Linked DNA regions of Homo sapiens: all the other regions are linked to region 2. Evidence: chromatin contacts called from ENCODE Hi-C or POLR2A ChIA-PET data. All regions are on one chromosome and are shown on one strand. The core of a region is the stretch at or near the end of the contact, and the rest is flanking DNA. Distances in the headings are between cores, read along the strand shown.

Region 1 (3,696 bases), core at 312-2,811, 350 kb before region 2:
TGGGGGTGACCGCTGTGGTTCATGTGAGTGACATCAGGGGCGAAACCAGAGAGATGGCAGGCAGGGGTACGGAGGCCAGTGGACAGGCCGTAGGCAGATTCCAGGGCAGTTTGGGAGGTGGATGGTCACAACCTGAGGGCAGGCCGGATAGAGAAGAGCCAGAGAGTGGGAGGAGGCAAGACAGAGGGGAGCGCCCTACAGACACTTGCAAGGCTCTGGGGGACGAGCCCTGGCCTCTGCATCCTGTCTCTGCAGCCACAGGCAGCACAGTCAGCTCTCCAGGCCTGGGATGCTACCTGTCTTCGAGCCACACTCCTGAGGATGACAAAGAGCCCGAGGGACCTGCCTGCCAGGCACTAGGCCTGTCACGCCACGTGCCCCAGTTCAAGCTGATGCCTGAGCTCTAATCCCTTTCCGTCAGCCTCCCATTCGGCTGATGAGGAGCCTGAGGCACAAACAGGATACGAGACTTGGACAACATCACAGCTCATGGCTTGCATGAAAAGGAGCGAACCTTTCTCACTGGCTCCTGAGCACTTGGGGAGGTGCTGGTGACACTGGCGCCAACATTCTGACGGGGGTGGGTGCGAGGAAGACATACTGCAGGGGTGAGAGGGGTTGGGGGCTGGGATAATTGGAGAGGGTTCTCTGAGCAGGGGGACTGAGGGAACAAGCTACATCAATTGGGAGGCGGAGTGAACTGAACGAGGGAAACAGCGAGCGGGCGCCCCCATGCAGGTGACAGACCCCAAAGTCACCTCTTAGCATGGCCCCTTGTCTTTCCGTCACAGTAGTCACAGTGGACACCAGGCTGTCCCAGGGTATTAACCTCATGAACGCCACAAGTAGCCTTGGCCCTGGCCCTACCAGAGCCCCAGGCCACCTAGCTCACAGGTAGGGACCTGAGGGGCAGGGACACTTGGCATCTTGCACATCAGAGACGCAGTGTCTCAGGTCAGGCACAGTGGCTCACGCCTATAATCCCAGCACTTTGGGAAGCCAAGGTGGGTGGGTCACCTGAGGTCAGGAGTTTGAGACCAGCCTGGCCAACATGGTGAAACCCCGCCTTTACTTAAGATACAAAAATTAACCGGGTGTGGGGGCGCAAGCATGTAATCCCAGCCACTCGGGAGGCTAAGACACGAGAATGGCTTGAACCCGGGAGGCGGAGATTGTAGTGAGCCGAGATCGCATCACTGCACTCCAGCCTGGGTGACAGAGTGAGACTCCATCTCAAAACAAAAACAAAAACAATACAAAATACAAAAAAAAAAAGACAAAAAAAAACCCTGGCCGGGTGTGGTGGTGGACACCTGTAATCGCAACCACTTGGGAGGCTGAGGCAGGAGAACCGCTTGAACTTGGAAGGCAGAGGTTGCAGTGAGCTGAGATCGCGCCACTGCACTCCAGCCTGGGTGACAGAACGACTCTGTCTCAAAAAAAAAAAAAAGACAAATGCAGCATCTCAGAAACCATGCGGCGCTGGCTAGACACTGAATCACCAGCAGCGGCGGTGACAGCACGTGCCCCTCACAACAGTGCCCCTGCTCCATCCTTTCAATGACTATTTTTGAAGTGTGCAAGTGGAAGATGTCAACGATAAAACAACACAGGAGCAGCATGTGATGCAATCACAGACATCCTGTCTGCTTCGTGTGTCTGACGTTCATTCCTTTTCGTGGTCGAATCTGTCCATTGCACTGATGGACTACAGTCTGTTCGTCTAGTCACCATTGGATGGACATTTGGGGTCTTCCTAGCTTGAATTTATTACAAATAAAGCTGTTCTGAACATTCTCATATGCGCTTTTTGTAGACACATGTCCTTGTTTCTCTTGCTGAGTCACAGGGTGGACTTGAACTTGAACCGGCAAAGCTAGTCTCTGGAGATAGAAATCAGGGCAGTGGTTCCCTTTCGGGAAATGGACTAGAAGGGGCAGGAGGGACTTTCTGAGACCATGAAGAAGTCCTGCATCTTGATCTAGCCAGTAGGTACCAAGGTACAATCATTTATTAGAAAATCAAAACTTGCAGCAGTGGCTCACACCTGTAATCCCAGCACTTTGGGAGGCCAAGGTGGGTGGATCACTTGAAGTCAGGAGTTCGAGACCAGCCTGGGCAACATAACGAGCCCCTGTCTCTACAAAAAGTAAAAAGTAATTCACTGCGGATGGTGGCATTCCCCTGTAGTGTCAGCTACTCGGGAGGCTGTGGCAGGAGGATTACTTGAGCCCAGGAGACTGAGGCTGCAGTGAGCCATGATTGCGCCGTTGCACTCCAGCCTGGGCAACAGAGGGAGACTGTCTCCAAAAAAGAAGAAGAAGAAGACAAGAAAATCAAGGTATATGTTTAAGATTTATGCGATTGGCCAGTTGTAGTGGGTCACGCCTATAATCCCAGCACTTTGGGAGGCTGAGGCGGGCAGATTATGAGGTCAGCAGATCAAGACCATCCTGGCCAACACGGTAAAACCCCGTCTCTACTAAAATACAAAAAATTAGCCAGGCGAGGTGGAGGGTGCCTGTAGTCCCAGCTACTCAGGAGGCTGAGGCAGAATCGCTTGAACCTGGGAGGCGGAGGCTGCAGTGAGCTGAGATAGCGCCACTGCACTCCAGCCTGGCAACAGAGTGAGACTCCGTCTCAAAAAAAAAAAAAAAGACTTAAGCGATTAACTATATCTAACTGAAATCTCAGGAAAAGGTCACAAGTCAAGGAGAACATGTTCGTGAAGATTCAGATACAAAAGTACAGGGTGGACATTCCATTAAAATTTGCCCACAGAATTGTTACAACCCTGTTAGTTTCTCAATAAGACGAAAAATTCAGATCTCAAAGAATTTTAAAGCCCAGCAACAGGGGACTAGTTAAATATAAATTACGTTCAACCTAAGGAAGCTGACTGAAAATATGTTTTCTTTTTGAAAACATATATTTTCAATCACCTTATATATAAGATATATTGCTGGGCATAATGGCTCACGCCTGTAATCCAAACACTTTCAGAGGCCGAGGTGGGTGGATCGTTTGAGGTCAGGAGTTCGAGACCTGCTTGGCCAACATGGTGCAACCCCATCTCTACTAAAATTACAAAAATTAGCCAGGCGTGGTGGTGGGTGCCTTTAATGCCAGCTACTCAGGAGGCTGAGACAGGAGAATCGCTTGAACCCAGGAGGCAGAGGTTGGAATGAGCTGAGATCGCGCCATTGCACCAGCTTGCACAACAAAGAGCGAAACTCCGTCTCGGGGGAAAAAAACAAAACAAAAACCTTTAAAATAGAATAAAATACGTGTATTTATATATAAATTATGGCCTATCCATGCTGCTATGCAGCAACAGACACACAAAAAGAGCCTGTCCTTTCTAGACATGTAACTCCCTTTTTGGTGTACTAAGTGAGAAAAAAAGAAAAGGTTTGTAGTGATCAGTTTTACTGAAGAAAGAAAAGGAAAGGAAGAAGAGAAGGAAAAGGGAAAGGGAAGGGGGAAGGGGAAAGGGAAGTGGGGGGGGGAAGGGAAGGGGGAGGGGGGAAGGGGAAGGAAAAGGTACAGAAGAAAGTCTGTACTTTGTGACTAAGACAACCAAAGGGAAACAAAACAGGACCCGGGGCGGCTGGGGCCTGGTGGGGAAGGAGCCACTGCATGTTTTCCGACATCTTTGAATTCCGCATCATACACACGCATTACTGAGTTCAAAAC
Region 2 (3,734 bases), core at 827-3,326:
CCCACCGCAGCTCAGTGGTATGTGGCTATGGGATGTAGCAGAAGAAGCAAAGGTAGCCCCAAAAAGCGTTCCCAATTCCCGCAAACCTCCCCCCCACACACACACACAGGCAGGAGAGACATAGCAGGGTTTGCACCGATGGGGGTGGGATGGGGACCGGGGACAGAGGGACAGTGCAAAGCAACTTAGGGGTCTCTCTCCTCAGTCCCCAGGGCTGGAGGTGCTGTGCTGGCAGATTAGGAAATGCTTGGGGTTGATGGGGAAGCTTCCGGCGCTCTATCCCCAGTTCTGGAAGCTGAGGCTCCGGGAACCCTGTTTTGCTGAAGCTGGGCAGCTCCAGTCTCCAGAGCCAGGAAGAGACCCCCGCGCCTATCCGGGAATCCCCGACATCTGGGATTCTCTCCAAACACCCCCAGGCTGATGACGGGGCCGAATCCCTAAAGGGCATACGGTGGGGGTGGGGGTACGACTTTCCTGGGGAGCCGGGGAACCCCCTACCTTCCTGGCCCCCTCCCACTGTGGCACCGTGTCCCCCTCCCCACCGCAGCTCGCAGCCCCAAGCTTACCTTGCGGGGGGCCTGGGGAGGGGATGCCCCGCCCTCCCTGGCCTGGGGGGCGGGAGGGGACGGGGGTGTCCAGACCCTTTGTTTGCTGGTGTGTGTGTGTATGTGTGTGTGCGATTGTGAGAGCCGCCGGGGTGTGGGTCCGTGCGCGCGCGTGCCCGGGCCGTGACGGCCACTGATGTGCTGGACTGCCAGGGTGGAGGGGAAGAGGGAGGGGTAGGAGATGGGGACTCCCCCGCCCCTGCCCGCCCACTCGCGGGTTTGAATGAAGCGCGAGGGGGAAGGGCGGCAGCGGGAGGACGTTTTTGTCCGATGGCCCTTCCCGCTCCATGCACCGGGGAATCCTCCCCCTTCTGGAGAACTTCGCTCGCTCTCTCCAGGCACTGCCTCCAACGTCGGCTCCAGGGGAGACTAGGAAGAGGCGCCCCTCACCGGAGTGGCTGGAGCTCCTCCTATCCAGCCTGACCCCCGAGGGAGCACCCTTTAATCTGAGATAATCCTGGCCCAAGGCTGCAACACGGCCTATTATCCTGGTATCAAAGCGTGGATTGGGATGCATGGAAGTGTGAGGTGGTCGAGGCCCTGCATGCTTAGAGTAATGGAGTCCTTAGAGCCCCGGCGGAGGAAGCGTACCCCAAGACGAACGGGGAGGGGCTATGCGTGGCCCCAGACTGTGACGACAAGGAAAGCCCCCTTCCACCCCTCCACGATTCCCCCCACCAAGCGCGGGGCCAGGAATACGCGCCGTGGGCTAGACTCTAGCGACACCCAGCGGCCAGCGGGGTGGGGAGCCGAGACCCGTTTTGAGGGGGTCCGGGTGATTCCAAAGTGTGTGTGTGTGTGTGTGTGCGTGTGTGTGTGTGTGTGTGTGTGTGTGCGCGCGCGCGCTCGCGCGAGTCCTCGCTGCGAATGGCAGGAGGTGGAAGACAAGGAGAAGGCTGTTGCCGAGGCGGGGAAACCCCAGCTCCCAAGGCAGGGCCACAGTCTCCCCTCCACGTTTAACCCTGCAAGGGGAGGGCCATACCACCCCCGATTTAGACACCCCCAGGGCAGGTCCAGTCCTCCTCGGGCTGAGAAAGTCCGAGGAGTCATCAGGCGCCCCTCTCCAGCGCAGGCTTAGGTCCCCGTTTACGAAGGGCAGGGGGAGGGCCTTCCCGCCGTGTCCCTACCCCTTGCAGACGTCACTGCGGCGTGGCTGAGGGGACAGTCCTCTCAGTCTCATCAACCGTCCCCTCCCTGCCACCCCAAACGCCCACCGTGGAGCGGCGGGAGATGAGGGGGGCTCGGAGTTGAAGCGCGCACTCATATGCCCCCAGGAGACCTAGCGGAGCCCCAGCGCCCGATGACGCGGAGTCTCTGCGGGAACTCCAGGGGGCCGGAACACTTACGCAGGGCCCTTTAAGGCTGGCTGGGTAGCTAGTGCCGCTGCCGCGGTTACTAGGGATGTGACGTCACACAGGGCGGGGTTTCCCGCGCTCGGCGGAAGCGGAAGGGGCGGGGCTCCGCGCTCCTAGTCTCCACTGCTGCCGCCGTCGCCGCCACCCGAGCCGGAGCGGGCTGGGCCGCCAAGGCAAGATGGTGGACTACAGCGTGTGGGACCACATTGAGGTGTCTGATGATGAAGACGAGACGCACCCCAACATCGACACGGCCAGTCTCTTCCGCTGGCGGCATCAGGTAAGGCGCGCGCGCCCATCCCTTTCCCCACTCCCGGACCCCGCTTCGGAGTTGTGATCCCCGATACTGCCCAGGGACCCCGCTGTTCACACCTAGGATTCTCACCCCCCCAGTCTGGATTTTCAGGAGCTTCGATTCAACTCCGGGACCCCAGTACCATTGGGACCCTGAGTCCCTGCCCTGGATCTCCGCTCCCCCACTCCCTGCTCCGATTTTTGCGTGGGATTCCCTATTCACCCCCTAGAACTTCTTCATAGTCTGGAGTCCCCTAGACGAGTCTTGGGGGTTCTCCCTAATTCTGTTCGGCAGTTAACATTTATACCCAGAACTCTGCCTCAAAGTTTGGACCCCAAATTCTTCTAGATGATCCCTCATCCTATTCGGGTATTCACTTCCTATCTGGGATCTCCCATCGCCCCCCCACCTCCGTAGTCTGGACCCCCAATACTTTGGTCTGTCCCGGGATCTACTTTCCGGGATCTTGATCCGGGGTTCCCATTCAGATCCGGAGTCGCCACTCCTTTTCTAAACGGAACAAGGAACTCTGTGCTACTCTGATATTCCTGTCCCTGCCCACACCCAGGACCCCCTTCCTAGAGTGTAGAACCGTCCCCCTTCAGGATCCTTAGTCTCACCGAGTACTTGGGTTTTGGAATCTGGTTCCCCTCTGGATCTAACTACCAGCTCCAACCCGATAGAGCCTCACATTCCAGCCTCTCCTTTGGCCTCCGGTAGACCCATTTCCCATTATACCAGGAAATCCTGCCCACGTGGCTTCCGGCCTAGCCAGAGCCCCTGCTCCTACTTGGTATTGCAGACCCTGTCACCACCCACTTCCCAGACTGGCTTCCTGTATGAGCCTCAGCCAGCATTGGAAACTCTCCCCTAACTCAAGCCCAGAACCCCAAACCCACCCCACCTTTTGTCCCCAGCCTGTTAGCTACTCTGTGACCCAAATTGTCCCTGCTCTTATCCAGGGACTCTCCTGGTCTGATTCTAAATTCACCACCCCTTCTTCTATCTGACCACAACAGAGGTCCCGAATCCAGACCCCAGAATCCCAAGCCTGGGTGATCCATGTCCCACCACCCTCTCAGTGCTCACGAGCCAATGGGATGACTAAGACTTAAAGGTTTAACCTCCTGCTACCCCAAATGAGTGTGCCTGCATTACATACCAGTGTCTGTTGTATTCCTTTTTTTTTTTTTTTTTTTTTTTTTGAGACGAAGTTTCCTTCTTGTCGCCCAGGCTGGAGTGCAGTGGCACAATCTTGGCTCACTGCAACCTCTGCCTCCCGGGTTCAAGTGATTCTCCTGCCTCAGCCTCCTGAGTAGCTGGGATTACAGGCATGATGCACCACCATGCCTGGCTAATTTTGTATTTTTGGTAGAGACAGGGTTTCTCCATGTTGGTCAGGCTGGTCTTGAACTTCCGACCTCAGTTGATCCACCCACCTCGGCCTCCCAAAGTGCTGGGATTACAGGCGTGAGCCAC
Region 3 (3,567 bases), core at 181-2,680, 310 kb before region 2:
CACTGGACAGATGGGCACACCGCGGCTTCTCAAGGCTGTCCAGAGAAGGCTACATCCCAGCGCTAGCCACTGAGGCCTGATCACGCAAGAAGCCCCTTCCCAGGCTCCAAAGGAGGGCCCCCAATTTGTAGGCTGTAGCTGGGAGGCGGGCCCCTGTGTTCTAGCACTCGGAAAGGAATCCTGAAGTAAGGTACCCCCAGAGTCCTCCTTCCAGCTGAGAGGGGAAGTAGGGTCCAAACCTCCTCCTTCAGCTCTGTTCTCCCCTCTACCCTCCTACCACCCCTTTCCAGAGCCGTTGTGCCAGACACTCAGGGGTAGTCATGGGCAGACTAGGAGATGGCCAGACAGACAGAAGAATTCACACGGAAGAGAGGAGCCAGCGCTAGCCAGGAATCAAGCTGTAAGAGTCAGCCAGAGAGAATCAAACAGGGTCCCCTAGGAGTCAGCTAGCCAGTCAGACAGTAGAGGCCAGCTGGTGTCACCCAACAGAGGGACTGCTCAGTGTTAAAGTCTGTGAGGGGCACGGATGGGCGGCCAGACAGCAGAGGTCACCCTGGACAGCTAGCCAGACAGCAGGGGGCTGCCAGGTGGGACTGGACAGATGGACAACCAAATGGTGGTGGCAGGGAGGCTTGCCCAGGACAGAGAGACAGCCAACCAGACGGCGGGGGCAGCTCCAGATACAAGAACAAGCCAGCCAGACCGCAGCGGTCGCCCCAATAGATATCTAGATGGCCGGTTTCACCTCTGATGGACAGCCCGAAAGAGCAGAAGAGGGATCTACCCCAGACCCACGGCCAACCAGATGGCAGACTTCACCCACGAAAGCTGGGACCAGATGGACCGCAGGGTTCCAGCGCACCTCCTGTCCTACGGCGCCCTGGCCCGTGACACCGCCCCTGGGGCCCGGGCCTGCTCCGGAGCCCCTGCAGGGAGTCCTCTGCCCAGGGCGTCCCACAGGGCCCGCCTCCCCGACCCCGTCCGGTTCCCCGCCGCGGGCACGCAAGCGCCGCAGTTACGCCGGCGGCGCACGGCGCGCCATTCCCGGTCCGCCCTCCGCGCCCTAGGCCGCCACCCGCCCGCGATCCCTGCCGCGCCCGCTCACCGGCCCACGAAGTTCTCCAGCACCGAGCTCTTGCCGGCGCTCTGGCCGCCCACTACAGCGATCTGCGGCAGGTCCAGGTGGCAGCTCTGGCCGATGGAGCTGAAGGCGTCCTGCAGTTTGTTGACCAGCGGGATCAGCTCTTCCATCCCGCGGTTGCCCATGGCGCCGGCGGCCCCCGGCCCGAGCGCCCTGCGCTCCTCGCCCGCCGCCGACCCTCAACGACCTGGCCCCGCGGCGTCTGTAGCCGTTGCTCCCCGCCCGCCCGGGCCTCGGCAAGACGCCCGCTCCCGGCTCGGCCTCACGGTCGCCGCCTCATCCGGTTCTCAGGCGACACCCGACCCGAGCGACCTCCCGCCCCGGCCCCGGGGGCTGCGCCCAAAGCACTCGCGCCGCACGCGACTGGCCTGCTGCACCGCCACTCGGATACACTAGCCAATAAAAACTAGGCACGGGCCTATGGTTGAGTAAACCTTCCCCCTGGGGACCGTCTTGCTGACTTATTGGACAAAAGAACCGTCACTGTTGTGCAACAGCCAATAGCGGCAGAAAGCAAGTTGTCAAGAGAGGAAGGGGGTGTTTCCGAAAAAGGCACGTTGGCTCTGCCCATTGGCGAAGTTCCACCATCTTATTGGCAGGCAGACGTGCCAGTAGACAATGTGGACCAATGGTGTTGGGGATTGAGCTACTACCTCGTTCCCTAAGAATTTCCCATTGGTTCATATAAATATCACTTCGTTGCTCCAGCCAACCAGGCAAAAGAGGGCGGGCTTTAACATCCGAATCTTGACTATCATTGAGAACCATATCTGTCAATCAGAAAAACTCCCGTTCTTCCTTGTGATTGTTGGATGTCTGCAACAGCCTTCTGAAGTATAGGATAGATCCCACCGTACTCGCTCAAGGGCGACACCTCGTGGTGGGATCCGATGTCTCGATTTTTGAGTTTCCTGGCACTGGGGAAAACTACAAGTCCCAGAGCGCATCTCAGTTCCCAGACTGCAAACCAGCTCTGGGAGCAGGGTCCCAATGCGCTCTGCAAATGGTAGAGGCCAAGTCATTGCTTCCTAGGGATAGAACGCAATAAAATCACTCCTCCACGCCTTTGCAAATGCTGTGCCCTTTCTGCTCACGCCCGATCTTGACGCCGCTAACACTCCAATGTTTTCCCCCACTTCTTCAACTTTAGCAGATCATGAATCTTTTTTCTTTTCTTTTTTTTGAGGCGGGGTACTCACTCTGTCACCCAGGCTGGAGTGCAGTAGCGCGATCTTGGCTCACTGCAACCTCCGCCTCCCCGGTTCAACCAATTCTCCTGCCTCAGCCTCCCGAATAGCTGGGATTACAAGTGTGAGCCACCACGCCCAGCTAATTTTGTATTTTTAGTAGACGGGGTTTCACCATATTGGCCAGGCTGGTCTCGAACGCCTGGCCTCAAGTGATCCGCCCGTCTTGGCCTCCCAAAGTGTTGGAATTACAGGTGTGAGCCACCGCGTCTAGCTAATGAATCTTCTTTTCTTAGAAACTGGGTCCTTACTCTGTTGCCCAGGCTGGGGTGCAGTAGTGCACTCATAGCTCAATTCAACAAGCACCTGGGCTCAAACGATCCTCCCGCCTCAGCGTCCCGAGTAGCTGGAACCACAGACGTGCGCAACTATGCCCAGCTAATTATTTTTATTTTATTTTTTATAGAGACAGGGTCTTGCTGTGTTGTCCAGGCTGGTCTCAAACTCCTGCGCCCAAACGACCCTCACAGGCCGGCCTCCCAAAAGTGCTGGGATTACATGTGTGAACCCCCCCAACTGGCTTTAGATCTTTTTGAGTACCCACTAAAACTCAACAAATCCTCTCCCCGTGAAAAGACACGCTATTTTGTAGGCAAAATTGGGGTTCTGGGAACTGGAACTCCTGACAGTGGACAGAGACAAATAGGAGGATTTGAAGTGTTTTGACCCCTCTGGAGACAAATAGGCCAGAGACAAGGAAACCCAGTGAGAAGGCAGGAGCAGGTAAGTGCTCTGACCTGAGGCAGCACAAGAAGATGGAGAAAGAGGAGGAGGGTGGCTCATGGCATTTGCCTGTTTTGTGACCCAAAACCCCAGGTCTCAAAGAAATAGGCAAAAAGCGCCAGGTGCGGTGGCTCATGCCTGTAATCCCAGCACTTTGGGAGGCCAAGGAGGGCAGATCACCTGAGGTTAGAGGTTCGAAACCAGCTTGGCTAACATAGTGAAACCACGTTTCTACTAAAAATACAAAAAATTAGCCAGGCGTGGTGGTGCGTGCCTGTAATCCCAGCTACTCGAGAGGCTGAGGCAGGAGAATCGCTTGAACACGGGACGCAGAAGTTGCGGTGAGCTGAGATCGCACCGCTGCACTCCAGCCTGGGCAACAAGAGCAAAACCCCGTCTCAAAAACAAATAAACAAACAAACAAAAACGTTGAGGAAACTCTTCATGTACTGAAGT

What was found. Hi-C counts contacts between places; a loop is a spot of excess contacts on that map. ChIA-PET counts read pairs that join two places held with the same protein, here RNA polymerase II (POLR2A). Pooled maps may share reads with other maps.
Region 1: a pooled map shows a loop between it and region 2 (3-fold over the local background). The contact joins the enhancer-like site here to the promoter of CDC37 in region 2. A Hi-C loop is called at or near these places in 5 of 50 pooled maps. POLR2A ChIA-PET finds 5 or more read pairs at or near these places in 2 of 52 experiments (BJ and T-cell).
Region 3: a map of CD8-positive, alpha-beta T cell shows a loop between it and region 2 (3-fold over the local background). The contact joins the promoter of DNM2 here to the promoter of CDC37 in region 2. A Hi-C loop is called at or near these places in 3 of 168 maps with a recorded cell type or tissue (CD8-positive, alpha-beta T cell, PC-9 and naive thymus-derived CD4-positive, alpha-beta T cell), 10 of 37 single-sample maps with no recorded cell type and 12 of 50 pooled maps. POLR2A ChIA-PET finds 5 or more read pairs at or near these places in 4 of 52 experiments (A673, H1, activated CD4-positive, alpha-beta T cell and 1 more).

Annotation. Positions count from the first base shown.
Region 1 is chr19:10,753,221-10,756,916 of GRCh38, reverse strand. All of the region lies in intron 1 of DNM2 (dynamin 2), which reads right to left. It overlaps LOC124904637 (a long non-coding RNA gene), which reads left to right. Exons shown (of 2, transcript XR_007067139.1): 2 at 256-1,800. Among named protein-coding and RNA genes, the nearest start is that of MIR4748, 25 kb to the left of the region's middle. Within about 2 kb of position 1,561, at least 4 of the 41 ENCODE cell types and tissues checked have a DNase peak (open chromatin) inside an H3K27ac peak, as active enhancers do.
Region 2 is chr19:10,401,884-10,405,617 of GRCh38, reverse strand. It overlaps CDC37 (cell division cycle 37, HSP90 cochaperone), which reads left to right and starts at 2,076. Exons shown (of 8, transcript NM_007065.4): 1 at 2,076-2,240. The coding sequence starts at 2,139. MIR1181 (microRNA 1181) reads left to right here and starts at 2,080; the gene lies at 2,080-2,160. RefSeq lists silencers at 541-590, 2,301-2,360 and an enhancer at 1,551-1,900.
Region 3 is chr19:10,715,942-10,719,508 of GRCh38, reverse strand. DNM2 (dynamin 2) reads right to left here and starts at 1,430. Exons shown (of 21, transcript NM_001005361.3): 1 at 1,106-1,430. The coding sequence starts at 1,266. It overlaps MIR638 (microRNA 638), which reads right to left and starts at 1,105; the gene lies at 1,006-1,105. RefSeq lists enhancers at 272-411, 1,852-1,971, 2,162-2,351 and a silencer at 902-1,571.